Linked DNA regions of Mus musculus: all the other regions are linked to region 2. The links are chromatin loops, found by intact Hi-C in ENCODE. Cell type or tissue: left cerebral cortex. All regions are shown on one strand. Links, peaks and the distances in the headings refer to the core of each region. The heading gives the core; the rest is flanking DNA.

Evidence for each region. A loop is a pair of places that touch in the nucleus more often than their neighbours do. Peaks named below come from ENCODE experiments on the same cell type or tissue, not always from the same donor. Only the 100,000 strongest peaks of a DNase experiment are listed, where the experiment ranks them.
Region 1: a loop joins it to region 2, with 10 times the contacts of the local background. A loop is called at or near these places in 17 of 42 quality-filtered maps.
Region 3: it touches region 2 in a loop (3-fold over the local background); 3 of 42 quality-filtered maps call a loop at or near these places.
Region 4: a loop joins it to region 2, with 6 times the contacts of the local background. A loop is called at or near these places in 6 of 42 quality-filtered maps.

What each region holds. Positions count from the first base shown.
Region 1 is chr9:28,257,307-28,265,036 of GRCm38, forward strand. All of the region lies in intron 1 of Opcml (opioid binding protein/cell adhesion molecule-like), which reads left to right. Among named protein-coding and RNA genes, the nearest start is that of Gm39313, 140 kb to the right of the region's middle. In left cerebral cortex, for the core only: CTCF peaks have their summits at 2,578 and 4,264 (motif pointing right); DNase peaks (open chromatin) are centred at 4,282 and 5,765.
Region 2 is chr9:28,401,137-28,408,866 of GRCm38, forward strand. Opcml (opioid binding protein/cell adhesion molecule-like) reads left to right here. Exons shown (of 8, transcript NM_177906.5): 2 at 3,192-3,276. Among named protein-coding and RNA genes, the nearest start is that of Gm39313, 8.8 kb to the left of the region's middle. In left cerebral cortex, for the core only: CTCF peaks have their summits at 3,278 and 4,866 (motif pointing right); DNase peaks (open chromatin) are centred at 1,370, 2,223, 2,810, 3,251 and 4 more places; H3K4me3 peaks cover 3,463 bases; H3K27ac peaks cover 4,133 bases.
Region 3 is chr9:28,276,966-28,284,695 of GRCm38, forward strand. All of the region lies in intron 1 of Opcml (opioid binding protein/cell adhesion molecule-like), which reads left to right. Among named protein-coding and RNA genes, the nearest start is that of Gm39313, 120 kb to the right of the region's middle. In left cerebral cortex, for the core only: no CTCF peak of the experiment used is centred there; DNase peaks (open chromatin) are centred at 1,798, 4,220 and 4,831; H3K27ac peaks cover 661 bases.
Region 4 is chr9:28,333,399-28,341,128 of GRCm38, forward strand. The region is part of intron 1 of Opcml (opioid binding protein/cell adhesion molecule-like); the gene reads left to right. Among named protein-coding and RNA genes, the nearest start is that of Gm39313, 59 kb to the right of the region's middle. In left cerebral cortex, for the core only: a CTCF peak has its summit at 4,680; DNase peaks (open chromatin) are centred at 3,207, 3,400 and 4,718; H3K4me3 peaks cover 588 bases; H3K27ac peaks cover 1,573 bases.

The DNA.
Region 1 (7,730 bases), core at 1,489-6,488, 140 kb before region 2:
ACCTTTCCAATCATCGCCCCAGATGCCAGTCTCTGTCCATGTAGACAGCTGTCCCTTGCTTTGGTTGGTCTCCTTGTACATTTCCTGCGAACTAAACTTTAATTTGTTATTTATTTAGGGAAAAGAGTCTTGATGGGTGCTGTTTCCCTCTTTAGTTAGTTACATATTTCTTCTAGGGTGCACAGTCTGAGGATTGCTGTGTACCATAGAACCATTAAAAAAGGGGGAGTCTGTAAAGAATGTGGGCGGCTAATCTAGTGGAATGAGATGTCAACCACATATACTAATTCATGTATACAGATATTCAAGGGGATTCCAAAATGTCTGCTGCTAAAATGCATCACTCCTTGTCAGCTACCTAGATTTTTCTTATTAGCATAATTCCTCGGAGTCAAGTGATCCTGACAGGCACTTCTGTGATCCTGTAAATTCACACTGCCTCGGGTGACACATAAACTTTATGTCAGGTTACTTGACTAGCAAGTGTTGGACAGATACTAGTACCTACACAGCAAATTACTAAGAGAACAGAGCCCTGAAATTTTGATGGAAGATTACACTGCAAAAATGAAAGTGGTGTTTGCTCAGAAGACAGATGGCTTCTTCCTTCCCTGTGACAGAGACCAAGCTTGCTGCTGGTGTGTGTCTCCTCTACACGCGTGGGATTCTACCTCACAGGGGAGAAATAGTTCTAGAACAACAAAGAACCCCTATTAATCCCTCACCTTAAACGAAGTCAGGAGAGCTAGAGTCTGGCTCAGTGGTTAAGAGTGTACACTGCTCTTGCAGAAAACCTGAGCTTGATTCCCAGCACCCACCCTGCTGACAGCAGCCTCCTGGAACTCCAGTTTCAGGGCATTGACTGTCTCTGGTTTCTAATTGTATACACAAACACACACACACACACACACACACACACACACACACACACACACACACACACACACACACTCACTCAGTACTCAAGTAGACATTGTTGGTGAGACTATTAAAAACACAGGGAAAAGAATTCACATCTCCAGAATTCCTCCTTCAAAGATCACTTTCCTCCCATCTCTGTATCTATCACAAGGCTGGCTTGTAGACACACAACGTTTGTACATTCCCCCATGGGAAAGCCTAGTTTTCCAGGCGAGATGACAACACTTTCCCAAGGGATTGAGCATCCCTGTGTCAGAATCAAGGATGACTTTCTTGTTCTGAAGAGACAAGGAACCAGGACACTACAATGGATTAATAAGACAGCAGGGGAGGCTTCAAGGCATAAGTCCTTGTACCTGGCCCCTGGGCCAAGCTGTACTTTGGGCATAGAAAGGTGAATTCACAACAGCTAGGAATCACTTTACTGTTTTTGTATCTTAGTGGGTGACCTGGTGAAATGTGGAATCAGATTAGCACATAATTATGCCTCTCTCCTACCTACAGGCTTGTTCCCCTGGGAAAGAAGTTGAAATTCCGCCATCCTTTTGTTCCTTGATAATTCCAGGCTTGCTTATGAAAGAGTCAGGAGGCTATACTGGATACATTCAAAGCCTCTTTCAGATCCCTGGCTTTAAATGGGCAAAGAATATTTGCACTATCTGGGCACTGGCTATGGGTTAAAGTCCCCGTTTCTGAACAGGTTATGAAATTGATTTACTTGCCACAGGGAACAGCCAAGGATATGATGGAGGATTGAGCCCATCAGGGATCCTGTTTCTGTCCTCATTCACCATGGCCAGGATCTCAGACTGTCCTACAGTGGCCATGGGAGACAGGGCTCTGAGACAGCTGAGGTGTCATAGCCTTTGTGTCCCTTGTGTTTCTTCTGCCCAAAGAGAAAGGGCTTCCCTTCAAGCAGCACGTGCTCTGTTTGGAGAGAGGGAATATAGTCAGAGAAAAAAAGAAAAGGCTGAGCGAGGCAAGCAGACTTCCAAGAGGCAAGTGAACAATTGCTGCAGGAGGGCCTGGAGATGCTTTGTCTGTGATGGGGAGAGATGAGGCTGGGTGGGAATGGAGAAGTACCCTTCATGTGCTCCTGGAGCTGTGCTCAATAGGGCTGACAAGACCCAAGTAAACCCCTACAAACCCACCACACCCTATCCAGTGATCTGCTTGAAGCATTCTGTGCTTGCAGAAGGACACTTAGGGGGAGCAGGTGGACCAGGACCACAGAAACCTGTTTGGGGAGACTGCAGGCAGGTGTGAGTCGGTCATAGAGCACCCAGCCTCATGTGGAGGTTATCACTTGTAAATAAGAGAGACGGGTTCTACTTTGGTACCAGGGGAAAGATATAGAAGTTGAGCTCATCCCAGATGCCTGGAGATTTCTGAGTACTCACAGGATTCTACCGGTAGGTAGAAAATTCTAATCCCTGAAACTGTGTTTTATACATAGAATTATTAGACACAATGCATAAATTAGCTCCTGGCTGTATGTCCAAGGCATATAGAAAACATAAATAAATGTTGTGCATAGACTTGGGTTCTGTCCTGAGAATGCCTCTTATGTATATGCAAATATTCCGGATTAATCTTTCAAAACCCTGAAATCCAAGCACCATGGAGGAGTGACCCTCAGCTTGCCATGCTCCATCTGCCCAGGAGAGGGAACATGTGTGCAGCCACTGTGTACAGCCCTTGGCTTGAGCTCTCGCTCTCGGCCACCCTCAACTGGGGACAGTGCCCTGTAGATGACCCACCTTGCAAGGATCGGTGGGATTCAGATCTCCCAGGGACACAAGCAAGGGTTCATTTATGGTGACGGCAGCAATGTGCTTCCTCCCCAAGCTCTGGTCCCTTCCCACTGGCTTGGCCTGGTGGGCTCCTGAATGGAATTTAGATGCACCAGTGCTAGATTTGCTCAATACCATGGGACCCAATCCAGACCTGCCCCAGACTCTTCAAGGGTCAGATTTTGAAACTATGCAGTCTGGGGCTGGTGAGATGGCTCAGTGGGTAAGAGCACCCGACTGCTCTTCCGAAGGTCCAGAGTTCAAATCCCAGCAACCACATGGTGGCTCACAACCATCTGTAACGAGATCTGACGCCCTCTTCTGGTGTGTCTGAAGACAGCTACAGTGTACTTACATGTAATAAATAAATCTTAAAAAAAAAAAAAAAAAAAAAAAGAAACTATGCAGTCCTACCCTCCCATAGCTAACTCCTGCCTGCTCAGCTCCAGCAAGATGGTGGGGTCACCGGCTCTCAAGTAGCAGACTTAAGTATTTTTCTCTGCTCTTTCTCTCCAGGTGATGCCACAGGGTCCTCTCAGTGGCCCTTATGCAGGAATGTTTCATCATCAATGCAGTCTCCCCTAACCCTGGACAAATACCCACCTCTATTCTTTCATTTCGTTTTGTTTTGTTTTGTTTTGTTTTGTTTTGTTTTGTTTTGTTTTGTTTTGTTTTTGAGACAGGGTTTCTCTGTGTAGCCCTGGAACTCACTTTGTAGACCAGGCTGGCCTTGAACTCAGAAATCTGACTGCCTCTGCCTCCCAACTGCTGGGATTAAAGGTGTGCGCCACCACCGCCCGGTCCCACCTCTATTCTTTACTTACATGGTCCTTGTTACAACAGTTAAGTAGTTTTGTCTTCTACTTAGGCTTCTTGGTAACTGCTTTATCCTTGTGGCCATAATATTAAGTCCACAGCCGGAATCTGGGTCTATTTTGTTCAAAGTCTCATTGTCAGTACATAGTAGCCTTCTAAGAAATGAATGAACCTCTAAGAGTGAATGAATGAAGCCCGGCTTACACACTCTACTGAGTCCACACCAAGCAATGCACCTGCAGAGGCTGCAGAGAAAAACTCTAGCTTGCCCTTCTAGGCATCTCCCTCAAATCACTTTTCCCAAGTGCCTCAATGTCCCGTTCATCTTTTTTCCATAAGAAGCAGTTATGGGGAGAGTTCAGGAAAGGGTCTCGGGTACTATGCCCATGGCATGGCATACAGGCTCTCTCCCTCCCAGGGGCAGTTTAGGATGTAGAGAGGCTATTTCAGGGTCATGGCCTCTCAGTAACAGGTCTCTGAAACACAGCATGTGGTAAGATCTAGCCCAGAGTGACTTCACATCAGTGGCTGACTTCTTGTTCTTTCGCCACAGGACAGCTCTTGGCATAGCTTGAAGGAACAGAGGGCGACTGCCTTCTAGGAAGGAGGGGCCCACCAACACTGTGCTCTGAGTTGTTTTGCTAATAGACTGTGACATTCCATGATCACTGTGAAAGAACTCACTTGCAACAGGAAGCTGAGAGGGAAGGGTGAGTTACAGTACCAAATCATAACCACCAGATGGCGCCAAATCTCCAGAAATGAGCTAAGAGATGGAGCAGGCAGTGCATCTTTTTCTGCAGTTTAGAGGCCGCCCATCCCTGACTGCTTTTCTGCCCTTTCAACTACACAGCCCTGCAGAGTGAGCCAGTGCCGTGTCCCCACTCTCCACCTATCTTCCCTCTACTCTTTAATGAAACCAGGACTCTTTGCTTCTTTGTGTTTTGTTCCCCACAGCAAGCCCCAAATGAGGTGCCTTTATCTTTCAGCCCTTGCCCTGACTGACACGTTCAAGCCAGCAAACCTGTTTACAGCTTGTCTGATAAAAAACATCTAGGAAATTCTTCTCAATGCAGGAACTGCCTTGAAGATATGTCCTATATTAATAGATAGAAAACACTGGGCCAGTGGTGGTAGTGGTGGTTTCAGGGGTGGTAGTGGTGGTGGTGCTGGAGGAGGAGAAAGAGGAGGAAGAGGAGGAGGAAGAGGAGGAGGAGGAGGAAGAGGAGGAGGAGGAGGGAGGAGGGAGGAGGGAGGAGGGAAGTGTTGCTTGAGAAAGAGACTGAAGAAAAGCTCACATCAGAAAAGTAAGAGCCACAGACACCACGAGTGCCTGACAACATGTGTTTTCCTACAGAGGTGCCCCACAGGGCAGACAACATCAACACTGTGAGAATCCTGCAGGCCCCATGAGACACAGCTTTACAAGGCCTTTTGTACATGTTCTGTGGCCTTTCTCCTTTTGGACACAATGTGAATTTGTCCAGCATTCTTGGTTTGAGGAAGGGAGAATAGAGGCCTGGAGAAGAAAGGCCTAAGAGCACAAACTGCTTTTTGATCTCTTGCTTTCTTTGCATGACACAAGTTATCCATCACATACTAGAACCCTTGCCACTGTGATTAATGCTTATAGACTAATTTACAATTCTTCCTTTCATTTTTGAGATTATAATATAATAACATCACTCCCCTCTTTCATTTCCACCTCCTAAATGCTGCCATAACTCCTGTTTGTTCTTTGAAATCTGTAGCTTCCTTTTTCATTAATTGTTGTTACATGTATGTGTGTGTGTGTGTGTGTGTGTGTGTGTGTGTGTGTGTGTACTATTTCTCCCACTCTCAGCATGCTTTAGCTGCCCAAGTTCTCTATGTAGGGTTGAGTCCTTTTGCCCTCCCCCAACCCCGTCTCTGTCTCCTTTGGCATGTCTGTTGTTGTCCTTGTTCAGCCTGTATTTAGGCAGTCACATTGGTGACACTTTATGAGCATAGGAGACATTCATAAGAGACATAATCTTACAGCAAACTCCCTGTAACTGTGCCTCTTCTTTCACAATGACCCCTGAGCTTTAGTTGTGTTTAGATTTATTCACTGGGCTCCACAACTCTGCATTTTGATTGGTAGTGCTTTTCTGTAATGGTCTCTGTCTGTTGCTAAAAGAGTTTCTTTGATGCAGGGCAAGGACTGAGCACGTGGACAGATAATTTAGATTCTGATGAAGATAGCTGCTGGTTTAGTGAAGTGGTTGTTCTAGGTTCTCCATCTGTGACTTGGGAGAGCATCCAGGAGAGGTGGCTATGCCTTCTGGGATGCTGTTAGCTCTATCCTAGGTCTTAGTTACATGGAGACTATGTGCGAGGTCAGGAGACCTCATCTGTGGAGAAGCATGGAATAGAGATGTAGTAACTACAGAGGTTGTGGCACTTTGGGCCCAGGATTTTATCCAAACCCTTTACTTGATCCTGGAAACAAATGCCAGAAGCAAGAAGAAATCTAAACCCCTGTTTTACGAGAGGCTATCATTTGTAAATTTAATTGTGCTGTGCTTCTTCTCATACCTAATCAGTCAGGGTCTAAGAGAGAAGACGCACATAATGGCATTGATATTGACTTGACCTATATCCAAAGAGCCAGGACCCGTGAGACTTAGGTGAACAAGGGCCATCCGAGAACCATAAACTTTCCTCCACTGAGGTTCTAATGAAGTGCAGGCTTGAAGAGGCAAAGAAAGTCAGCTAGACTCAGGGTCAGAGTATAGAAGCGTTGTGGAGTAAGGTCTGAGGACGGGATATTTGAGGCCCCCTCTCCTGACAGTGAGAACTTTTACCAGGCTTTGGACAATGTCAAATGTGCCTGTCTAACAGACACTCAAAGGTGTCTACATCCACTTAGAACATCTTTCTTGTAGACAACCATGCCCCTTCTGTGGGATCCCCACAGGATTTTAATGAAATTCTTAGATCTGTTTGATCTATACTGAGGAATTTATTTTTCTCTTTCTGTGCCATTTGTTCACGTCCCTGTGTATACTTGGACAAAACCAAAACCAAACCAAACCAAAAATGAAGAAGAAATGAAATTGAAGGTATTCTCTAATTCCACTTGGAGAAAAGTTTTCGTAAGAAGAGGTGAGAAAACCCCTTTTCCCCTTTGCATAGCGCATTAAAATAATTTATGGAGAGCGGCTCCCGTTCACCTACGGAGCTGGTCAAGATGAGAGGATAAATCTTTAAAAGAATAATGTTTTCCGAATCAGGTTCCTTGTCCTCAGAGCCTTTGATGTATGAGTGTAATAGTAGGCAGGACACATAGTGAAATATACATGAGGCCTCTTGAGGGAAGAGCAGCAGAAGGGAGGAAATATCAGTGTTTACAGCAAAACTCAATTGAAACACTCACTTCTAGATGATAGTTTATTACATTGCAAGCAACGGAGCTCAGCAAGGATGTCCTTTCCTGTCTGTCTTCAGGACTCCAATGCCTGCCCTACTCCATCCCCACATCTCACTCCCATTCTATACGAGGTCAAAACATAGCCTCTTTATTACCCACTTCTCATCAGCAGGCTTCAGATTCTAAAGAAAAGGAAGTAGAAGTGTGGAATCTTCTCGACACTACCAGCAATTCCCTGATTTTTTTTTTTTTTTTTGACACGTAATCTGTTTTAAACATGAAGGAAAGTTTGGAGAGAGGATCATTTCCTTGTTGAAGTTCAACCAGGGATCAGCTCCCAGCAAGGTATTCCGCGCCACCACCTTCTTCCTCCCCAAGCTTCCTTACCTGGAAGATGCCCACAATGAAAGGATTGTTTGGTTTATCCATTGATAAACCGCTGCTACTCCTGCAGCCCCCTGGAGGTAGTGGTCCTGCTGGCTGATGAGATTTAGATCCAGGTGGAGTGTGGCAGAGCTATCATCTCTGCATGCAACCAGTCAGTGAGGCCACAGGCATTTAGTGTGGGGCGACCGCTGCATGCAGCAACCCCAAGCCTCTGTGTGGGTTTGCTTTAAATTGCTTAGCAGCTTTAGTGGCATCCTACATCCTACTCCCTGTCTTAAACTGAAGCCCTCTCCAGGCAGAATGCCCGTTTTCTTCCTGAACGCACTGCACTGCATCATAGGATCCTGTAGCTGCCTTGGGACAGCAAAGCTGCAGAGATTGAATTTGGCTGGCTCCTCCCCTCCTAGCACTTCAAGGACTCC
Region 2 (7,730 bases), core at 1,158-6,157:
CGTGTTCATTGTAATCTTCAACTCTGTTTCCTTTGCCCATACAGATAAGATCTTTACAGTGTCTTCCTTGACTCAAAAGTTCGTGGATTCAGATTTATTCTGTCACAGAGACTAAGCTAGGAGCTGTGGTGACAGGAGAGTATAGAGCCAGGCCTCTGGTCTTTCAGTCCCCAGAAGCCTTTACTTGGAGGAAGGTAGCCTGGAAAACAGTCACTTTCTGAGGTTGTTACTTCACAGGCACAAGCCTCAGTGTGTGTTATTGAGGACTCTTATCTCCACGTCAGCTCATCTCTGCTTCTGTTTTTCACCAGCCTCAGTCATCCTCGTCCCATCTGGAAATTTGCACATGTTTCTTCTTTCTTCACATTTCCAATAACTCTTCCTATCTCAAGCCACCTTTCCTGAGTTAATGCAACAATAGCCTCACCCTCACTTCCTGATAAGAAATCAGACCAACAGGTGTCTGAGAAGATCTGAGGAGGATACCACTGAGCAGCAGGGACAGAGGACCTGGGACCTTCTGACCAGGCTCAGCTTATATCCTCACCCCTAAACAAGATACAGGTTCGGTGACAAGAAGTTCTAAGCACAGGATCTCATTGTCACCATACAGGGTAACACATGTAAGAGCCTTTCTAGCTGTTGATTCTGGATCCCAGCATCACAGGGTCCAGAGGATTATGTATGTAGAGAAAGCTCAGACTGTTTTCTGGGAGAAAAACATGTATCAAAACTAGTGGGTGTTTCCTCAGCCTTCTTGGGTGTAGGGGAGTGTAGAAGCTGGAGGAGCAGTGGTAATCCCCAAATACTGGGGGTGTTCCCCAAATATTGGTAGTGCTCCCAGTATCACCCAATCGCTGTCTGCACAATTTCTTCTCTCAGCCTTGCAAGCCCAAAACCTTATGAAGGAGTCTTGTCTCCCATTCCCGTCTGAGCAGTACTTGTTCTCCCAATATAATTTTCACTATAGCTGATAAGACTAGCGATAAGTACTCTATCCTTCCAAGGTAAGATGCTCTAATTAAAAAATTTTAAGCCTAAAACATGTACATGAGCTAAGCATTTTTACAAGTGGGATTGGGGCACTATTCCTTTTTTTTGCTCAGTCCCTTGGAAATGAAACAGGTAGGATGCCTTTGTATCCTTCGGCAAGTAAAGTAATAAACACGAAGAGCTTAATGCTTATTTTTGAATTACATTTCATTTTGGCAATTGTGTGGAGCCCTGCCTAATTTAACAAAAGGCTCCGAGAAAAAAAAAAAAAAGAATACAGTGGAGCAGACGCACATAGCAACCATTAAATTAGGATACAGGCACGAGTGCCACGCAGAGAGGGGAGGCTTCTGCCAGGCAGAGCAGGGGCAAGAATAATGGCAGGCCCAAGGAAAACTGGCGCTTTTGGGTTTAGACTGAAGGAGATGGATCTTAGCCCAAAGGAACCTAGAGACTGGCCTCTAGGAACACTGTATCCTGGAGTTCCCTCTTGGCGCTATAATGATGCTTTCTCCTGTGATCAGAAAGTCATAGATGGATGTTCTGAAGATCAGTCCTACTACAGTTTAGGATCTCCACGTGATTTCCCCAGCTCTTCCTTTTCCCCACAATAAGATGCACAGATAGTGGGGATTACTTTGCATGCTGTCTTGTAAGAAGAAATTCAATTGCCAGCTAGGGAGGCAAGACATGGAGTGGATGGGCATTAAGTGTTTCCAGGTAGGCCATCAAAACAGGAAGCATAGTACAGCTTTTTGCATAGGCCCAGGAAAGCTGTGCCTTAGGACTAAAGCCTGCATGGACAGTTGCAGAGGACTGGGCATCCACAGGGGCTCAGCTACCTGGAGTGGCAAAGGCAGTTCAGTTCTCCAGGGCGGGGTCTGACAACTTCTGCATGGCATTGCGGAAGGAAGGTGCCAGTGTCAGTTTTCAATTTGCTGCTTTCCCCAGAACTCCTTCTCCAGCCCTCCCCTCTACCTCCCCACCCATACCAGGGGAGGCAGTGAAAGGGACTCAACATCTCCTCAGCTCGCTCTGGTACAAGGAGAGCGCGGAGCCCCTTGAAACACCACTGTCCCTCGGGGATCTGGGCCTTAGTGGGTGCTTCTGTCTCGGCGCTGCGGGGGTTAAGGTGGGCGCCCGCGCCCAGCACCAGCCGGGATGAGCGCGCAGTCCGCACCACCCGCCAGCCGGCTTGCTCCGAGTCGACACAGGGAGAAAGTGGCGGTCAGGGATGCTGCTGCTGCCATGACAACCCCGGCGGTCGGGGCCCGCGTGCTTCAGGGCTGCTCCCCGGAGGAAGGCGGCGCGGAGGCCGGGGGCGGCCGCTGAGCGTGGCGTCCGCGCGTCCCCGCGTCCCGTGCAGCGTCCCTGGAGGAGGCGGGGGCCGCAGTCCGCTCAGCTCCCCGCGCCCAAAGCTGCGCCGCGGCGCTCCGCGGGCTGGTGAGGGCCAGGCCAACAGGACTCGCCCACTGGGCTACTGGGAGGACAGCTTCGGAGCAAGCGGAGGAACCAGGCTACACCTGCTGCGGGTCACTGCGTGGAACTTTTTATCGCCTTGGGGTCCAGATGCGAGACTCGGGGCTGTTTTCTAACTCCATCCAAACATGTGTGTGATCTAATAAAACATTTTCTCCTCTCCTTGAAATCAGGAGCTTTAAAAACAATTTTTTATGACATCTCCTTTCTGTCAGAGACACTTGCCTTCTTTGGGTTATAAACTTTTGATGCCAGACCTCTGCAGAACGCGCCCAACTGAATCTTAAAGTAGCTTCACCGAGAAAGGCAGAGAACGCACAATCTGTGACCTTCGTCCCTGCTCCTTCTTTCGTGCTCTCCCTCCCCCGGGCTCCCTCCGCCCCAGGGAGCGTCGAGAAAGCTCTTTTTTGGATGCAGGAGGGGGCATCTGGTTCTGCTAGGCTGGAAAGCTGAGGCTGAAGCCGAGGAAGAATTATTAGGCTCCGGAGAGCCTGGACTCAGCCTTGCCTTCTCCCGCTCCCAGCTCCTGGTTCGCTCTCTGTGTGCTTTCGCCCCTCAACACTTCCGGCTGTTCTGAGAGGGCTAGGGACAAGGACCTTGTCGCTGCAGGAGTTCTGGGAAGTTGTGGCTGTCGAGAATGGGGGTCTGTGGGTACCTGTTCCTGCCCTGGAAGTGCCTCGTGGTCGTGTCTCTCAGGCTGCTATTCCTTGTACCCACAGGAGTGCCGGTGCGCAGCGGAGATGCCACCTTTCCCAAAGCTATGGACAACGTGACGGTCCGGCAGGGGGAGAGCGCCACCCTCAGGTAGGGAGCCTTCCTTCATCTGGGGACAGAACCCATTGCACATGGCTTCAAGGGGAGGGGGTGAGGGAGAGAGAAAAGGAAGCTAGAATGAGGGGCATTTAAGCATGCAAAGGGCCTTTTGCGGGCCCAAGAATTGGCCAGTTGCGTCGTGTGCTTGCTGATACCAGCTTTCTTGGACGTCCTTGTCATTTGGTGCTCTTTTGGTCTGCAGTCTTACAGGCAATGTTAAAGTCTACACTTGGGATGTCATATATTCATGGAGCAATGGGATGGCAAGTTTCACACCCGGACGAGACACTGCGTAGTTAACTAAATACCCTTGGATTTTTCTTCCAGGCCAGGAGGATGTGATGACACAGGATCGCCCTCAGCTAACCATCTGTGATGGCAGCGTGTGTTGGGGCTATTTCACAATTGAAGGCTTTAGATTTCCTGTGCCAGGGCACGACTTTTTATGAGTCTTAGGAAGACACAGCCCCTCAGTCTAACCCTGTGCGGTGCACTTGGGCCCTGATGCAAATTATGAGGCCTTTGTGTTTTTATGGGCTGGGACCAAGAAGAGCAAGCATGTAGCTTTTATGCACCGACATCATTCCTGTGTGAGAAGCACAATAGGGAAGCTTTTTGTTTTAGCTTAATGAGTTACAGAGAATCACTTCCATGCTCCAGGCAGAGGGGTGGAGATGCTTGGAATATGAACCTTTGGGGACTGGGCCTGCTGCAGCAGAGACTTTAATAAAAATGCAGCCACCACTTTCCACGAGCTCAGCAGATATCATCTTTTATCCCTTTAATGAGGCAGTTCTGGTCCTAGGAGACAGATTCAGGGACATCCCAGCTTAAGTATGTCTCAGTGTACACAGGGTGAATGTGTTTGCCCTGCCTATGACTTTGATGGTTATAGTGAAAATAAAATATTCTGACCCAGATTCTGCAGCCAGAATGCCTGGCTTCTACAAGGAGATATTGAGGGTGGGATTTCCTTCTTCCTGTTCTCTGTGCTTTTCCTTGTGGAGTCCTTCCAACACACACAGATATCTCCCAGAGGAAGAAATCTTTTCACATGAACCCTAGGGTTAAATTTGGATCCCTTCTGCCTTGGGAGGTTCGTAGGTAAATCATCTTTTCAGCTAGTGAAAGATCCCAAAGTCCTGTCTTCTTGACCTGCATGGTCCTAAAGACAGCATGAGTTACAAGTGCTTCTCATCTTTTGAGCACCCCTTAGCTTGTAGTGGATGAGAGTGCCTTATCCTTATTGTGTTGCTTCAAGGAAAGTTCCAGGTCTGCTCTTTGAGGTATGATTTGTGGGACTTCACTTTTGCAGGGGACTGGTGGTTCAAAGGTGCCAAAAGCATCTAACCGCAGTGTATGTGAACCCAGGAAATGTGGATAGTAGTAGTAGTGGCAAAAGAGTTTCAACACTGCCAAATACCTCTTGTTCTTTCAGTCTTTTGTTAGAGGCAATGAATTGTTTCATAAACAAGGGGGATATCACTAATAAATTTACAAATTCTGCTGTCCTCCTCCTTCCTGTCCCTGAAAATTAAATAAAAAACTTAGAAACTTGAGCTTCTGCCTTCTGGGTGCAGTAAGACAGTTCTACCAGCAGAGGGCGAGCTTCAAGCTTCAATCTCTCTCTCTCTCTCTCTCTCTCTCTCTCTCTCTCTCTTATTAGCTACTGGCCTGTTTTCATGATCTTCAATTCTAATGTTTAACAGCTGGGCTTGGTAATGGGAAAGGGGAATAAAAAAGGAAAAGCTGAATGGTTGCTTTTCATGCTTTGTGGAAACAACAATGTGTATGTTCAACTATGACTGCTGCTGCTTACCTGACCGTTGTGGTAGCTGACTTTTAAAAGTCAGCACAAGCCATGTTGATTTTGTCTCTCTTCTCTCTTCTGCCCCTTTCCCCTGCTATAGACAAACCTATCCCTGTGCCCACCTATTACTCTCTGGATCTCCTCTACAGATTTTACCTCGTGTAATCTTCTCTTCCATTGCTCTAATCTTACAAGGTGCCTCCACCGGACACTCTTTTCTTGTTACCTATGGTCTCCTTCACTTCTTCCCACCATCATTAATTCTTACTATTCTCTATGCTAAAATAGCTTGCTACTACCTCAACATTTCTTGAAAGAACATAAACAGTCCATGCAGATTTCTGCAGCTCAGCTTTCAACCTCTCTCTTTTTCCTTGTCTACTAATCTGTTCTATGAGCTGTGTTCCTTTCTTATCAGTAAGACGAGGTACTCAGTTGTTTCACTGAGAGGCCATGTTCTCAGTAAGGGGAAACCCACAGTCTTGGCCTCAGGGAAATCTATCATATGGTTTTTGGTAGTATTTTTGTTTTCTAAAACTTACAATTCATTTTACCTCTTCATTTTTTGCAATACTGGGGATCAAACTCAAGGCCTTATGCATGCTAGATAAGAGTAGTGCTATAGCCTTATAGATTTTCCTATAGCCTTATAGCTCTATGTAAAATGACTTTTATGACTCCTTGAAAGAGTTCATTAGGGGTTTATTTCTTGGGAAGTTAGTGTTCCGAATGTATCAACGAGTTAAATGATACACCTATCAGAATTAGTAAACCCCCTTGAAGGTGTCTGTTCCAGGTCACATGACCTCTTAGTTCCTAAATCCTGAACAAAGTCAGGCAAGGAGCAGAGACCAGAAGGTAAAGCCAAGATATCCTAAGCTTGTGTACACACTCAATTCCCTGTGAAAATTTCCCCAGCTCAGAGAGGACAATTGCTTCCTGTGGGAGATCAGTTTTGTTTTGACAGGCCCTTGATTGTGCTGAGAGACCTTAGGAAGTGACGTGCTACAGCATGCTACAGAAGACTGAAGTTTTCAGTATAGATAAAAACTCATTTTATATAAATGAGGCCATATTATCATCCCTGTAACTATTCATAGGGCTGCTTGGAAAGTAAAAATAATTATTTTAATACTGAGTTATTTTGCCTTTTCGAAGAGAGATGATATGGAAAATGGAGGTGCTATTCTTTATAGTTGAATTATACCTTCTATGAATCTGATTTGAATTCATTATTACAAATGGGCCCTCTTGGCCGGAATCATTTCATTACAATTATGAGCTGTTGGCTTAAAAATGTTCTGTGCCTTTCTGTTAGATTAGATATGACAAGTATCTAGGAGTCCTCTGTCTGAATCAATGACCATATTCAGATGTGAGCCAAGGGTTTGGGCATGGTCAGCTGGCATCTACGAAGCCATTTCAACTGCAACCACCAGCCATACTTTCTTCACGGATCATAAGCACCTCGAGACTCACTTTTGCTCGTCTGTGTGCTTTGTTTCCCTGTTCACATGGATATTTTGAGGTCTATACTTTGGGTAATTTGTTTCAGGCAGTCAGTAAATCCAACACAGTGGTTTGTTTTGTTATTGTTATTGTTTGTTTGCTTGCCTTTTCGTAGTAATCTGTTGCTGATCCATGCTTGCTGATGTCAGATTATACTTAATAAGTCTTTTCTAAACTACCCTGCATTTTTATTTGGAGGTCTGAGATAATCCATTCAGAAAAGGCACATGAGGTCTAACTTCTGTCAGTGAATAATCTGAGTAGTGGGATTTCATCAAAGCACCGGGGACAGTGGTACTCCCAAGGACAATATGTTGACATTGACCTGGTTGTTTTCTGTACTCTACACCCACTATCAGCAGCTTGCCCTATCAAGTGAATTAGCAATTGTGAATTAAGACAGCTATCAGGTCTTTCAAAGCATGCATCAAACCTGTGTATGTTAATGTTAAAGTTGTCAAAATCAGGGGCTACATCAGTGTGAGGCAGTACTTTTGGTTTGGGAAAATGAGGGCAAGAAAAGACCTTGGAGAAAGTATGGTCCCAGAAGAAACCCTCTGCGTGGTGATGATAACCTGGGCTTCTTCTAGTGAAGGTACTTGAGAAATTATTTGAAATAAGCACTTGGAACTGAGGGTGGGCAGAGTTCATGCCAAACATAAGGGAGGCCCTGAGTTTCACCCCCAGGATGAATTAGATAATAAAATTTTAATTTTAATTTCATAGACTAAAGGAATAGACATCTCTGGGGTGGGCCATGAGTGTGGACATTTGAAACTCTGTTCTAGCATTTTTCAAGTAAAGCCACAACTGAGAACCCTTACACTATAAAGATGTCTGCCCTATAATATCTTATCAAAGCTATTTTCCAGTGTCTTTCCCTTGCATTGAAATATCTCTCCCATGACATGTATGTACCTCAATGCCCCCAGAAAGAGCAGGAATTAGGGCTCAGGGCCTATGTACCTCAAGCTAACTCTTACATCGTCTCCCATTGACTCTCTGGTCATGAACAATTCAGTGTAATACATACATATGTGAACAATTTCTGCCCTGTCTATATCTGGTGCGAAAAGAGCATACAGTGTTATTCTTTTAACACTACAGCCATATGTATCATTTGTGG
Region 3 (7,730 bases), core at 1,509-6,508, 120 kb before region 2:
TAGATTGATTGAGTGTTTCTTTGCTTGGGACTTTTGCACAAACTTACCTGAGGTGACCATCCATCTTGATTGTTCAGGACCATTGGTACTGGGTGGACAGAGAGCTGCCTGAGTTCACACTTAAGAAGAAAACACTACATCTGGGGAATTGTGTGCACAGGGAATACTCTTGCATGACAGAGAACTGGTTGAAGTATCCAAAAAGTTGTCAGTAAGCTCCGTTCTACCTTAATGAAGTAGGCGTCATTAATTTTCACCTTAGAATTTGCCTTAGTTCTTCATCTTATTGGTTCAACATGGAATATGCTAGAACAGTGCCCCTCAGTCATCCTAATCCTACAACCCTTTAATATAGTTGCTCAAGTTGTGGTGACTCCTCGAACCATCAAATTCTTTTCCTTGCTATTTTATAACTGTAATTTTGCTACTGTTATGAGTCATAATGTAAATATCTGATGTGTAGGATGTCTGATATGTGACCAATGTGAAAAGCTTCTTTGACCCCCCCAGGTTGAGAATGGCTGAAACTAAGGTTATTTTTTTCTTTAAGCATTGGTAGGAATAATGTTACTATTATAGATCAACCACCAGAAACCAGGAGCCAACCAGAACAGCATAGGTAGAAGGGGGCAGCCATATGCAAATGGATTTAGGGCAGTAGAAGGAAAGCCCCCATCTGAATATGGCTAGTCAAGACTAGTTTTGTAGATTGGGCAGTCAGAAAGAGAAGAATCCCACATGTCTTTTTGCTAATGCCTTTATAGAAAGGAAACTAGGCAGGGAGGCCTGGGGAAATGAGAGCAGACACTAGGCCAGGGGCTGCTTGGAATCTACCGCAGAGAAGCTCTCCTTTAGACCTTCTTAACTAGCTATGCTAGTTAGTGTCAACTGGCAACCTTACAAACTCTAGAATCAACAGGGAGTTGGGATTCCAACCTTTATATGGGGGGTTATATTGATTATGTTAATAGAGGTGGCAAGACATGCCCACTATGGGTATCACCAATCCCTGTTTAGGATCTAGGACAATATAAATGAAGGAAGGGAAATGAGCAGCTGAGGATGCTCATCATTCCCTTCTGATATAATGCGACCAGCTGCTTCAACCTCCTGCTGCCTTGACTTCCCCACCATGATAGATTGTACCCTGAACTGTGATCTAAAATAAATCCTTTTACTTCTGAAAGTGTATTTCAACAGGAAAAGTAACCAAGATACTGGCTAAGTCAGAGCCACACAGAGCAGTCCTCTCTCTAATCAAACACTTAGTCAAAATTTAATCACATCAACAAAATCCACAGTTAGTGTCACCTAGCTTATTGTTTGACTGATTGACTAGAAAATATCCACACAGTAATAGTCTTATATCCACATTGGATGCATCCTAAAAGCCATTATTGAATACCCAGGTATAAGGAGAGTATGAAATCCAAAATACCATGTATGTTCTTATATACTCATATCTATGATTAAGGTTAGTTTATAAATTACGTATATAAGTTAACAACATTATCAATATTTGTATCTGCTTTAAGGACCAGAACAAGGAGAGGATTAACAGGAGAGTAGAACAAACATAACACCAGTGTATGAATATGTGGATGCTCTCTCCCTCACTCCTTACTGTAGTGCACTCACCCTTCTGACTGGGTGAGATGGCAAAGTGTCTATGTGATGACATGTAATGAGACGAATGACAGGCTCTTTGACATGGTGTTGAACCACCACATGAAGCTACTTTCGAAAAGCAAGGCAATGTCACAGTAGTAGCTCCTGCCTGAAATGGCTACTGAGTAACAGGCATGACACACACTGCTTGGATAGACAGAACAAATAGATGACTCATGTCCTAGGTGCAGGACAAGTAAATAGAATGATCTGTCCTCATTCTGTTTGAAATGCCATTGGCTAAAATACATGGATTGTTCATTTCTGAATATTTTTCATCTTACATTTTTTGGGCTCTGACCATGAATAAATGAAACCAGAGATAGCAAAATGTAAATGAGATGAGTGGGGTGGGGTAGAGACTAACTACTGTATGCTATCAAGTGAAGGTAGCTGCCCTCTGAGTTCCAGTATACCTGGGCGAGTCTCCTTTGATGTCCCAGCCTCAGGCAGACATACTCTTGGAAAGAGAATTCAACCTAGCCAATATTAGAAAGCTCTCCCAGGTGGTCAACAAGGGTCTTCTAGGACTCTGATCTCACTGGAAAGATAGCAGATCAGGTTACAAGACTGTCTGTAATTACCACACTGACACATGGATTCAATCATCTATATCAGCATCTCATTTTCCCATGATTTTGTAGACTCTTAAGTATTTTTTTCAACCACAATCTATAATGTACTTTCAGGCTGGGTTATTTTGCTTTAGGCTTTATGCAACACGTTAAAAAAGGTGCAGTGATCTTACCTTCCTTTATTTTATAGGTAAAGACACAGAGGGAGGGTCGTAGAAGTTAAACTCTTGTTGAAGGTTAAAAGATTAATATAAGAGAGGCCAGGCAAGTTCAAGTCTCCTGACTCCATGGCCAGTGCTCAGTACTAGTCGAAATAGAGAGTCTTTCTGCTTCGTGTCCATAACATTATGTCCCGACAATATTTTCAGCATCTACTGAGTCTTCTAAAGCATCAGGCTGTGTCTAAATTATGGCCATGGCCTGCCTTGCATGTGCATAATTCTACCTAAGGAACCAGTAATCTTGAGAATTTGAAAATCACCTAGAATTCAATGTTGCATGCAACTCCCTATTCAAAGGGAAAAAAACCCTTACAGCAGGCCTCACAAGGGCAGTAATTTCTGTTTGTGTCCCCCACGGTTGTATCCATGGTGCTCAGCTTGCTACATGGCAGGCTTTCAATAAATATTATATCTAAATATCAATGTTTATTGAAGCCATGAAACCTAAGTCAATGGAAAACTTTGTCTGTTATTGAGTCTTTGTAAGATGAGACCTAGTGTTTAAAAGCACTGAGCTCTTCTGCAAGGCTAGCCTGTGTCACGTTTTGGTCAAACTGCATATTATATGTGTGGACCACACTAGGAAGAAGATCCTAAGCATCTTCAAAGGGTTATGGCCCAAGATAATCAGCTTCAAAGACCATGCCCCCCTTGGGGGCAAAGCAAAACATCTCTCAGCATCATCTCTACCTCTTAGTTCTGTATCCAGGAGTTCTTTGCTCCAGAATATCTATCTTGTTGCTAGGAATCATAAACCCATAGGGAAATATTTTGTTTTGTTTCCAAATAAGGAAATGTCAAATAGAAAGGGCAACTTTAATTCATTTTCAAGGCAAAATAGCCACAATATTAATTAACCTCCTATAGCACCTGTTCCTGATTGAGCAGTAACTTCCTGTCTCTTTAGGGCATGCACTTCCCAGCTACTAGAAACCTTCTGTGGCCACACATTTCGGGAGGTCATTTGATAGGCCACGTACAAAGCACTGAATCCTTCTGGGATGGCCAGTGGAAGTCAGTGCCTCCGAAAACCCCCTCTGGTGTCACTCAAGTTTCACTGAGTTTCATTTACTAGTTGGGTGACTCAGTAGACTCCCATCTTGCTTGCTGATCTGATAAAATAGGCCCAGTAAGAGTGTCGGCCTCATAGGATAGTTGTGAGAATTAAAACAAGTTAATTATGCAAAGCATCTGACAGTGCCTGGCCCAGGATGCCTTTTCAGTAAGTATTGGAGAGCAGAAAGCTTCCCTGTGGAGTCTGCAATGAGGAGGTCTCAGCTTCCTCTAGAAACCTGGGCCCTCAACCTCATACAAATCTCTGGGACAGGGCAGGAAAGGGATGGCCACTGTGGCCATGATCCTACATGGAAGTCCCGATTTCCAACTATGAATGGACAGGGGGTCACCCTCCCCCCCCCCCCCTCACTCTTCAGGTTGTAGCATGTCACTATGTAGAAACAGAGCATGTCTGATTCTCAGAGGAAGCCTGGCTAACATCTCCCAGGGGATTCTTCACATTCAGAATTCAGACAAATTGCTGCTTTTTAATTAACAGAGCCCCGACAACTCTGTTATCTGTCTTCTCATGAATCTATTTTCTCTTTAATCCCTTCTCGTTTTTTCCCACCCTGTCTACTTCCAAGCTGTAATCTTTCAAGCTGTTCCCCAAGGAGTGGGCTAGAGCAGAAAGAGCCAAGAGACGAAGATGAGGGTGCTGGAGTTGTGCTAAGGCAGGCATGGGCTGTGTCCTCAGCTAGCAGTCACTGTACTCTCTGTTTACAGCTGTAAGGGACACACCTACCACTTGAGCTCAGGCATGTGTGTGCTTTGGTGCCAGCCAGAGGCAGGGTGTTATTAAATATCTGGCAGGATTCCCTTGACAGCAGCAACTGGAAGATGTACACGAGGAGAGATCTCAAATACCCCATCCATTTAAGCTTAATAGGACAGTTATTGAATAATAAATAACCACCACACCAAGGAAACATATTTATCAGGGACTCAGGCCCAGATAATGCAATTGTGGCTATGCCTGTGGAGAGCCGCACCTTAGCTGTGTTAAAGGCTGCGGCCTGGATGATGAGCACCTGTGCTTGAGAGAATGGACACACAGAGGATTCCCAAGATCCTGTCCGACCCCCTCACTTCCCTGAGGATTCACTCCTGAGAGTAGTGGGTGCTATGTGGGCTGACTGGCCCTATAAACCCTATTCACTGAGGTGATGACATGCATGCTGGACCACATGAAACTGTGTTTGGGTTCCTTCTTCCACAAGGCCTGTGCTTTGGAAATTCAAGGGTATGATCTCCTGTCTCCATCACAGATCCAGCTCTGCCCACGACTCTGTGGGAAACATTCTCAGTTTCCAGAAAACAGCTCTCCAGCTTTACTCCCAGCAGGGACTTTAAAACAGCTTTGGAAAAAAAATCATTCTAAAGTTAAAAATAGCCCCTTCCACTCTCCTGCTCCTAACTTATTAGAACAACGCCTAAGGCAGCAGGGGTGTCATCGGCAGTTGTGTGTGTGTGGTGGGTCTGCAAGAGTTGATATGTTTATGAATATTTACATCTGTGTGAGGAGACTGCTGCTAAGTAGAAATTACTTTAATTCTGCAAATGTCCCCTTTTGTTATTCAAACCCTGGGGGTCAGAAGAGTGGGTGAGAAAGAAAGGCAAGGGGAATGGGGTACAGAGCACTGTGCATTTGGTCCACCAATTTTTGAGGGGTGCAGAACATCTGCGGACAAAGCAGAGGAGTGGGTATGTGGGTGTCTCCAGCCAGGAGCTGCCGGAGGGTTGTGGCAGAGGAGAAGAGGCAAAGGAGGGGGTGGTGAAGGAGCACATCCTCTAGATATGTAGAGACGCTTACAGGCCAAGACTCTGGCAGAGAGGATACTGGGATAGAATACCTTTAGTGGACTTGTGTCTGCCTTCGCAGACTTGCTTGTCTGCAACCCTTTTAGACTGACAGGTGTGCGCTACTGATTTCACACGCACATGCTTTCTTTCTAAGGAGACATGTAATTAAACATTTACAGTTTGGAAAAAAGTTTCAAAGGCATCCACCAGGTACAAAGTAGGTATGATGTTCTTCCCGTAGTTTTCCTGGAGAGTCAGAAGTAAGTCTCTTGAGAGTACAGAGCCAGTCAAGAGCCAATGAGTGGACAGATGCTCACAGATGTCTTCAGGCCAAGCCTCAGGCTGGAGTCTCCATAGCAGACAGAGGCCACAACCTCAGCCCTTAGCCTTGTCCCAGGGGAGTGCAAACAAGGAAAGCTAACTTCCCTTGATTTCCTCCTTGCCCCACAGAGGACCATCCTGGTGGCAGGACTCACCCTTCACCTGGCTATGCTCCACCATCTGAAGCAGGTGACTATTGAGCCATTAAGGTACCTTCATTTGCAAGTTACTTTGAAAAGAAGTCTTTCTCTGGCAGGCTGCCTCACCTTTATGAAGCTATCTGCCAGTAGGCAGTCTTGGGCCCATCTCTGCTAATTTAGAAAAGTACAGGGCACATGTCTCTGGCATTCTAGAGTATTCAGACATTCTTGTTGTATACCCTTCTGTATGTTGCCTGACTCTAGGTGATGCTCCCAAATCAGAAGGAAGAGACTGTCAAGGATCCTTCAGAGATCATAGCTCTCTAGCTAGGAGGTCAGGTTGTACCTGAGCCAGGCAGGGAGATCTTGCTGATTGGTCCCCAGTGTTCTAATTCAGAGATTGGTTTCTTTATGTGTCCCTCTTCATGGTCTGTTGTCACTGAACAGATCTCTGCCTTGTTTGAAGATGGGCTATAAAAGCCTCCACTTTAGACAGACTGAGGGACTGGGTCCTTTGTTAATTCAGCAAATGATTTTTTTTAGCTGCCAACTGCAGTGAAGCTTCATGCAAAACTGTAGAGATGTGGAAAGCCATACAAAGGTGTTTTTCAAGTCACTCTCTTTTTACATTATTTGTGTGCATGTTTGTCTACACATGTGCATGAATGTGGACATGTGCTACTGCCACATAGTATTATGGAGATCAGAGGACAGCTTGCAGGTGTCCATTCTATCCTTCTACCATGTGCATGCTGGAGTTCAAACTCAGGTTATCTGGCTTCACAGTAAGTATACCAACTGGGCCATCTTGCCTGCCATTCTCTGGCTCTCAAGGGGCCAGATGATGGGACAGGTGTCAGTCTCTATCCAGGCATACCACAAGTAACAGAGATATGATGAACAATCTACCTGGAGACCCCAGCTTCAGTGCACACATGTAAGGAGGGAACAGAGAACTGGTCTACCAGGCAGATGCCCAGACTCATGTTAGAATCAGTTTATGGACAGTTGCCAACAGTTTTCATAAGCATGATTTTTCTGGATTGTGGGAATGTTGATTAGTTTTTGCAGCAGTCCCCGAAGGAAGATTCCTTTTGAAATCACTCTGTGGCTTTCTGGGTTGGTTTTTAGTGTCATCACGTTGAGATGTGCTCATTCCTGGAAATCCATGTTCCACTAGCATTTTGTGGCCTGTATTGTTTTATCCATATCCTTCTGCTACTGAATATACTTCAATCCCGTGGCTCCAGATCAGCAGGTCTGGACTTCCAGTGTCACTACCTCTGTGACCTTGAGTAAATGACTGGACCTCTCTGTGCCTCAGTTTCCTCATCAGCAAGTCACAGGAGGCAGGAATGCCTTCCTTCTGTATTTAGATATGGATTAAAGGTGGCACACAGGTAACATTGAAGATAGTAACCTTTGGAGGCTCAAAATCAGGCCCTTGTATGGGTTTCTGTCCTGAGGAACCTCTGGTCTATGCTATGAACCAGTTGACCTATTTATATCCATTCTCCTACATATACTGAACTGATCCTAGAGATCTTATCTACTTCTGGGTCACAACGTATCCTCCATGCTAAAGAGATACAGCTTATAAAATATCTAGTGAGCTTCCCTTTACTTCTTTTATGTCTTATTGTTCTCAGCTTCTCTTTGCTTCTCGGATTGGCATAGAGCATCTTCCTCCCCTTTCTCTACTTCTCCCCTCCAGCAGGAAAAGCACCACACTGTGCACCCACATGAGCATCCTCAAACCCACAAGTGCATGTGCATGTGTGTACACAACTCGCCACACCAACTGCTCCCTCTGTTGCTCTGACTTCCTTGACCTGGCCCCCTCATGTTAGCCTCTCTTGTCTGTATCTATGCCACAGCAGAGCTTGTTGCTCTATAAGAATATTACATGTATACAACATGGGATGTCTGGCTGTATATCTTCATCT
Region 4 (7,730 bases), core at 1,684-6,683, 67 kb before region 2:
TGGAATAGAATTGAAGACCCAGAAATGAACTCACACACCTGTGATCATTTGATCTTTGACAAAGGAGCTAAAACCCTTCAGTGGAAAAAAGACAGCATTTTTAACAAATGGTGCTGGCTCAACTGGCAGTTAGCATGTAGAAGAATGCAAATAAATCCATTCTTATCTCCTTGTACAAAGCTCAAGTCCAAGTGGATCAAGGACCTCCATATAAAACCAGATACACTGAAACTTTTAGAGGAGAAAGTGGGAGAAATGCCTCATACATACTGGCACAGGGGAAAAATTCCTGAAGAGAGCACCAATGGCTTGTACTGTAAGATCAAGAATTAACAAATAGGACCTCATGAGATTACAAAGCTCTGTAAGGCAAAGGACACTGTCAATAAGGCAAAAAGGCAATCAACAGATTGGGGAAATATCTTTATGAATCCTAAATCAGAAGGAGGGCTAATATCTAATATATACAAAGAACTCAAGAAGTTAGACTCCAGAAAACCAAATAATCCTATTAAAAAATGGGGTACTGAACTAAATAAAGAATTCTCAGCTGAGGAATACCGAATGGCTGAGAAGCACCTAAAAAAAAATGTTCAACATCCTTAGCCATCAGGGAAATGCAAATCAAAACAACTCTGAAATTCCACCTCACACCAGACAGAATGGCTAAGATCAAAAACTCAGGTGACAGCAGAGTTTCAAGTGACCAGCAAGCTGGTGAGGATATGGAGGAAGAGGAACACTCCTCCATTGCTGGTAGGATTGCAAGCTGGTACAATCACTCTGGAAATCAGTTTGGTGGTTCCTCAGAAAGTTGGACATAGTACTATCAGAGGATCCAGCAATACCACTCCTAGGCACATGCCCAGAAGATGTTCCACCATGTAATAAAAACACATGCTCCCCTATGTTCATAACAGCCTTATTTATAATAGCCAGAAGCTGGAAAGAACCTAGATGTCCCTCAACAGAGGAATGGATACAGAAAATGGGGTACAATTACACAATGGATTTCTATTGAGTCTTTAAATGACCATGGCTTAACTTTGGCAAAGTTCTGTGGGACCACTGTTTTCTCCTTGGAAGGAAATGCTCTCTCCTTTTTAACAACTTGGTTGAAATTTACACATTTAATTATGTCATGTTTACTATACACCTCTAGTCGCCAAGAGAAAAAGTGGGGGGTTAGAAAACATTTTGGGTTTTTATGCATTATGTGCATTCCCTTTTTGTCAACTGAATCTAAACTAGAGTCAAGTGGAAAAAGGAAAACTTGACTGAGAAACTGCCTCCCTCAGATTGGCCTATAGTCAAGGCTGTGGATGGTATGTGCCCTGCATGAGGAGCACTGAGTTGTATAAGGAAGCAGGCTGAGGTGGGTGGGTGGGGGAGCACCCTCATAGAAGCAAAGGGAAGAGTGAAAGGGATAGGGGGTTTCCAGAGGGGAAACTTGGAAAGGGAATGAATAACATTTGAAATGTAAATAAAGAAAATATACAATAACAGAAAGAGAAAAGGAAAGGAGAGGAGAGGAGGAGAGGGGAAAGGAGGGGAGGGGAGGGGAGGGGAGGGGAGGGGAGGGAAGGGAAGGGAAGGGAAGGGAAGGGAAGGGAAGGGAAGGGAAGGGAAGGGAAGGGAAGGGAAGGGAAGGGAGGAAAAAAGAAAAAGCAGGCTGAGCAAGCCAAAGGGGAAAAATCAATAAGCACAATAAGCAGCATTCCTGTACGGTTCTGCTTCCAGGTTCCTGCTTGAGTTTCTGCCCTGCCTTCCCTCAATTATGGACTCTTATGGGGTTCTATAAGCCAAACAAACCCCTGCCTTCCCAAGTTGCTTTTGGTCATTGTGTTTGTCTCAGCAACAGAGGCCAAACTAGGACACATTGCTGGATATTTATTGTTGCATATCAAGAGTCATTGGTACTTTTTAAAGCTTCAGGTGTAGCTGCTGACAAGTGAGGGTTGCTGTGGTTCATTTGATTGCAAGCTTACTTGTGAGAAGTGTCCATGAAGAGATGTTCAGCGTGCCTTTAGGTGTACCTGTGAGGGGGCCATCAGTCTCCTAACTAAGAGAGAAAGCCACTTTGAATATGATATCCAAGGCCAGGTTGGGATTTGTTCTGCTCTCTCAGTGTTAGGCAGCGTTTGCATCACCATGGCAGAGACGGAGGGAAAACAACCTGAAGAGGTTTACTTGTTTGGGTGCAGGGCTTGAGGGGGTTCGGTCCTTGGGTGCTCAGCCACGTGGGCTTGCGCAGGGCTTGAGGGGGTTCGGTCCTTGGGTGCTCAGCTACGTGGGCTTGCGCAGAACATCCTGGCCATGGGATCAGGTGATGGGGAAGATTATGCGCTCTTGACAGATCAGTAGCAGACAGAGAGGGAACCAAATATACCCATCAAAGACAACTCTAGATACTTATTTTCTTCAGCTCTGCCCACTGCCCAAAGATCCCCCACATCTTCCACACAGAGCACCTGGCTGGGGACCAACTTCAATACAAAGGCCCACAGGGTATGTTTTATACTCAAGCTTTAATACTCTGTCTGATGGTAGCCCTAAGGTAATTGGCTGAGTTTGCCCCTCCCTGCCCACCCTGCCATGGCGCTCAGCCTCATCCCTGTCCAGAAGCAGCAATGCAGACTGACCATGGACTGAAACCTCTGAGCAGATGAGACAAGAGAAACCTCACTTGTAAGTTACTCCATCAGGCATTTTGTCACAGCAATGAAAAGTCTGGCACCGGCATTGCAATAATAGCATTCTATTCCTAAGGCAGTTCATTAAATGATGCAAAGTGGCAGTATCCAGAGGGCCCTGGACAATCCATGGTTGCTGATATGAAAAGCTCTTCAAATAGCATTCTTGTTTACTTTGATTACACACTAATGGTGTTCACCTGATTATGAACATCTTGCAGACAGAGGTGATGCTGCCCTCATCATGCCAGCACCAAGTCCAAGCCCTGGATTTGGAAGCAGCTTCAACACTTTTAATGTACACTGTATTGAAAGGGCATTGGGCTCACAGGTTACCTCCCAGTCCCCAGACATTCATTTCAACCAGCCCAGACTGCAAACACAGCTTTATACTTGAAAATCCATATCTGGGTCTTTAACCATCAGTGCCCAAAGCAGTTGCTTGTATGTGGGATGGCTGTGTTAAAACAGATCATGTGCACACTTCCCTAGCTGAACTAGGAAAGCTGAGTACTGCCTTGGAGGCAGCTCCTGTCTCTCCCAGCTCCTCCCCTTCTTCTCTTAACTCCTCCTCCGTGCACTCACACTGACCTGGTAGATTCCCAGTCTTTTGGAAGGGCTTGTATTAAAAGTTTCATTAGAGAATCACGCCAGGGGTTTTAAACAGCAGCGATCTAGCTGTAAAGGCTTGGAAGCAGTCCCCGAGTGTGCACCAGGAGTGGGCTGATGGCGGCAGTGCCAGCCACTGCAGCGCACTGGGACTCCCGCCCTGAATCTTATTTACATTGGGACTAACAATAGCTCTGCAGCCTGGCTATAAATAATTTCTGGGGAAGAGTTGTCTAATTAAACGTGCAGCAGTAAGGAAAGTGCTTTAACCACAAGGCTGGTGTCCTAATGAACGTAATCACTGTATGGGGACAGCTTAGGAATCACATCCAGACACCTCCCTGTGGAGGTAGGGAGGTAGAGGGGAAATTCGTAGGAAGAATTTCCAATCAATATTTAATTGTGCATTGTGTTAAACTAGTTTAGGGTCCTCTTTCTCCTTCTCTTTCCTCATATCAAGAGGTAAAAGGGATTTGAAAATGTAGCTTTGTAGCATGGCTTGAGCCTCAGATTCCAGTGAGACAATTGTCTCCAAGTTTTCAATGCATGGCAATTACTAGGATACACAAAAAAATATTAATTAGTAAGTGGCTTGTAAATTCTGATGGGTCCTGCCTTTAAAGAAAAAGAAGTGGGGAGTCGAATTGAAGTTTTATTCTGTCTCTGACCATGTCTGCTCCGGACTTGGTGCCCTTTAGGGCCAGGCAGTGTCCTGTGTCCTTTGGTTTCTCCAGGTCAAGCATTGGGAAGATATGACTATTCCCCCTGGATGAAGGCAATCAACTGTCATCAGTGCAGGGACAGCAGGCTTCTGCTGATATCCGAGCTACTATGAGCAGATCAGCAAGGAAGCCCAGTTCAGCCATACCTGATTCTGCTTCAGTGGAAACAACACTGTGAATTAGCTTGAGGGAAAAGTCTGTAGGATACAGGGTGGTAGTCTTTCCTTGTTATTTACAACACAGTTCTAAGGATAAAGAGGGGACCATGTGAGAAAGAATACCGTGTCATCAGGCTAATGTTTTTAAGTAATATAGGAACCATATATACAAACATCTGCAAGGACATAGTTAGAATATGTATATACAGATATTAGGTAGTTTGATGCCTTTGTGTGTGTGTGTGTGTGTGTGTGTGTGTGTGTATGAGTGAGTTTGCGAGCAAATTTGAGCACACACATGCCTTGGATATAGACTAGCTATTGCATATTGCTATGGTAACCTGCATGCTCTTGAAGACTAGTTTAAAGCATGGAAAGAGAGTATACATGTGTAGAGGTACCCCAGGCCAAGCTGCATAGAAACAGCAGGCCAACACTCACTCCATATACCCCCTGACAGTCAGAGATATAGGCATTAAGTGTGGGCACCTGTGATGAATCAAATTCACCACTGGATGTCAACGTTGCTCTAGCTAATTAGAAGACCTGCAGAAATCCTATTCTCTCTTATACTGGGGGTAGGTTTAATCTATGGAATAAATGTACCAGGGAGGAGGAGGTAAAAGCATCAACCTTCTGAAAGAGTCCACAAAGCAGAATCGGGGAACCAAATTTGGCATTTCTTCTTTCAGCCACCACTGTCCATCTAATAATCTTCTAGTTGCTTTTTCTTTATTACTCGGCTCTCCAATTAACACTCCCAGTTCTACTACATAATATAACCATTCATTTTCCTTATTGTCTAGCACTTACCACCCACATGCACATGCCAGAGTCTGAATGACAAGAGGGTAGAATTCTCATTTCTGCCATGTATATGTCTATAACTCAGCCTGATACAAAACAAATGTTTGCTAAGTATTTGATCGGAATAGATAAATGACCAATAGCGGAACTGATAATGTTTAGTTAGTAAATATAAACACAAACAGAGACCTTACGCCAATAGTAATGGGAGTTCTGTCTTCTGGGAAATGTGTGACAGTGTGGCTGGAGAAGAAAGGGCAAATGAGGATACCTAAGCTTGGAAGTGTCAAGTCACAAAGCCTGGGGGTGTCAAGGGTGTGCTGCTACTGTGACTGGGGATGGAAGATTAGCTTCTCTCAACCATAGCTCCCTGGTCAGTACAACAGAATAATTGTAACCTACCACATCTATGGAGGAGGCTTGTGGAGATCACATGTCACAGGCTACTACACAATGTACTTGGCCTGGGATAATACCATCCAGGTCCTTCTTAAGTCTCAAGTATGTTATGAGCACAAAGAACGACACACAACAAGGGGATTATTAACCTTACCCAATGGCATAGAAACTGTAGACCTCTTCCAAGTAATTCACTTTAACCACAGAAGGTCAATTTAACCAGGAATAACAAATGTAGTGGTAGTAGTAGTAGTAGCAGTAGCAGTAATAATAATATTATTAATAATAATAATGATGAAGCAGAGTTCAAAAACCATCTTGGAGAAGATGCAATGGGCCCAGTCATGGTGCTAGGGGGCTGTGAAATGTTTTTCCTTCAAGGGGTGAGCCTCTAGTCTGCTGGGTGTTTCTTCTATTCTATGGACATGTTGGCAGCATCAGGGACTTCCATGGCAGCCGTGCTAGCATCATTCTGAATCCATATGCTTAATTTTTAATAAATAAATGAAATCAAATTAAGCAAAAAAGAAAAATAGGTCTACAGTGTGGAGGCATTTCAAATTATTTACTGTGCTGTCACTTTAGGCTCATTGATGCTTGTTAATTTTTTTGAATTTGATGATAAGCACCATTTATAAGCTAAATAAGACATTATTAGCAGTATCCTGGCAGAAATGTACAAGGACACCGCTAAGCTAAGGTGAAAAATGCATTATTGAATGAAATTTAATTAGTAGATTTTGTTCTATTAGTGGTTTGAATATTGCATTTAGGAAAATAAATATAAATATGATCCAGGCAATCTTTCCAGTGAGAAAATGTCACTGGTAATATAACATCACTCCTACTCTTTCAGGCAGATGTGGGATGAAAATTGATGTCTTGGTCTCTTGCCAGTCAAAAGATTTTCTGGTTTGTGGTTCTGATAATAGCTAAGTAGAGGGGAGATGCCTTGTGTGCAGCTCCCGTGGGTAGGAAGAAGGGTACCTGGTGAGAATTAGTGTTAGCCTTTTTCTCACAGTAGTCCATTGAGCAGTGCATCTCAGAGAACTGGATGGTGGTTATAGTTTGCTTCAGTGATGTCTTAGTTAGGGGTCTCTATGGCTGTGAAGAGACATCATGACCACAGCAAATCTTATAAAAGAAAACATTTAATTGTGGCTGGCATACAGTTCAGAGGTTTAGGCTGTTATCATCATGGCAGGAAGCATGGTGGCATACGGGCAGGCATGCTGATGGAGAAGGAGCTAGGAGTTGTACATCTGCATCCACAGGCAGCAGGAAGAGAATGAAGCATGCTTCCTCTAACAAGGCCACACCCATTGCAACAAATCCTCACATCCCAAAATGTAACTCCCTATGAGCCTATGGGGAACATTTTATTTTCAAACCACTACATTCCACCCTCTGGTCCCCAGAGGCTTGTAGCCATATCATAATGCAGAAATGCATTCGTCCAAACTTCAAAAGTCCCCATTGTCTATAACAGTCTCAAACTTGTTTAAAAATCTGAAGTCTCTTCAGAGTTTCTTGTAGTCTCTTCAATGCAATCCCTTGTAAAAATCAGCATCAAAAAGCAGATTACATACTTCCAATATAAAATTGTACAGGATATGTATTACCGCCCTTCCCCCCTCCCCCCCCAAAAAAAATAAAAGGTAGGGAAGGAAGCTTAGTGAGGAAATACAGGACCAAAGCAAGACTAAAAACAAAATAGGCAAATTCCAAACTTTGCATCTCTATGTCTGATGTCAAAATGTTCATATCTCAAACTTCTTTCAGCTTTGCTGATTGCAGAACACTCTTTTCTCCTGGGCTGGTTCCACGCCTTGTTAGGAGCTTTCCTAGGCAGGTATCCCATGGCTCTGGCATCTCCAACATTTTGAGGTCTCCAAGGCAATCCAGGTTTTACCTTCACAGCTTGACACAATGGCTTCTCTAGGCCTCCATGAGGGAACACCACTGACATATGCCTGGCCTCAGTGGCTTTCCTCAGTGGGGGGAGATTCCATAACCTGCTTTGCTATTCTTGACTCTAAATTCAGAACCTTTTAGTTGAAGCTGCCAAGTTCTGCTTCTTGCTGGGGCAGAAACATGACACCCCCATTCAGTTATATCATCACCAGCTTTCTGTATTTGATGGTTTCCTTCATTGTCTAAGCTCAGCTGTCCTGAAACTTTCTGTGTATCAGGCTAACGTTAAACTCAGAGAACTTTCTTAAACCAATACAGGTGGCCCTTTAATGTAATATTATCTATCCCAATTCCCCAGTGGGGCAACACAGTTTAATCATATCACCAGCAGACATAAAGTTTATACAATTTGTTTTTCTTAAGCAAGT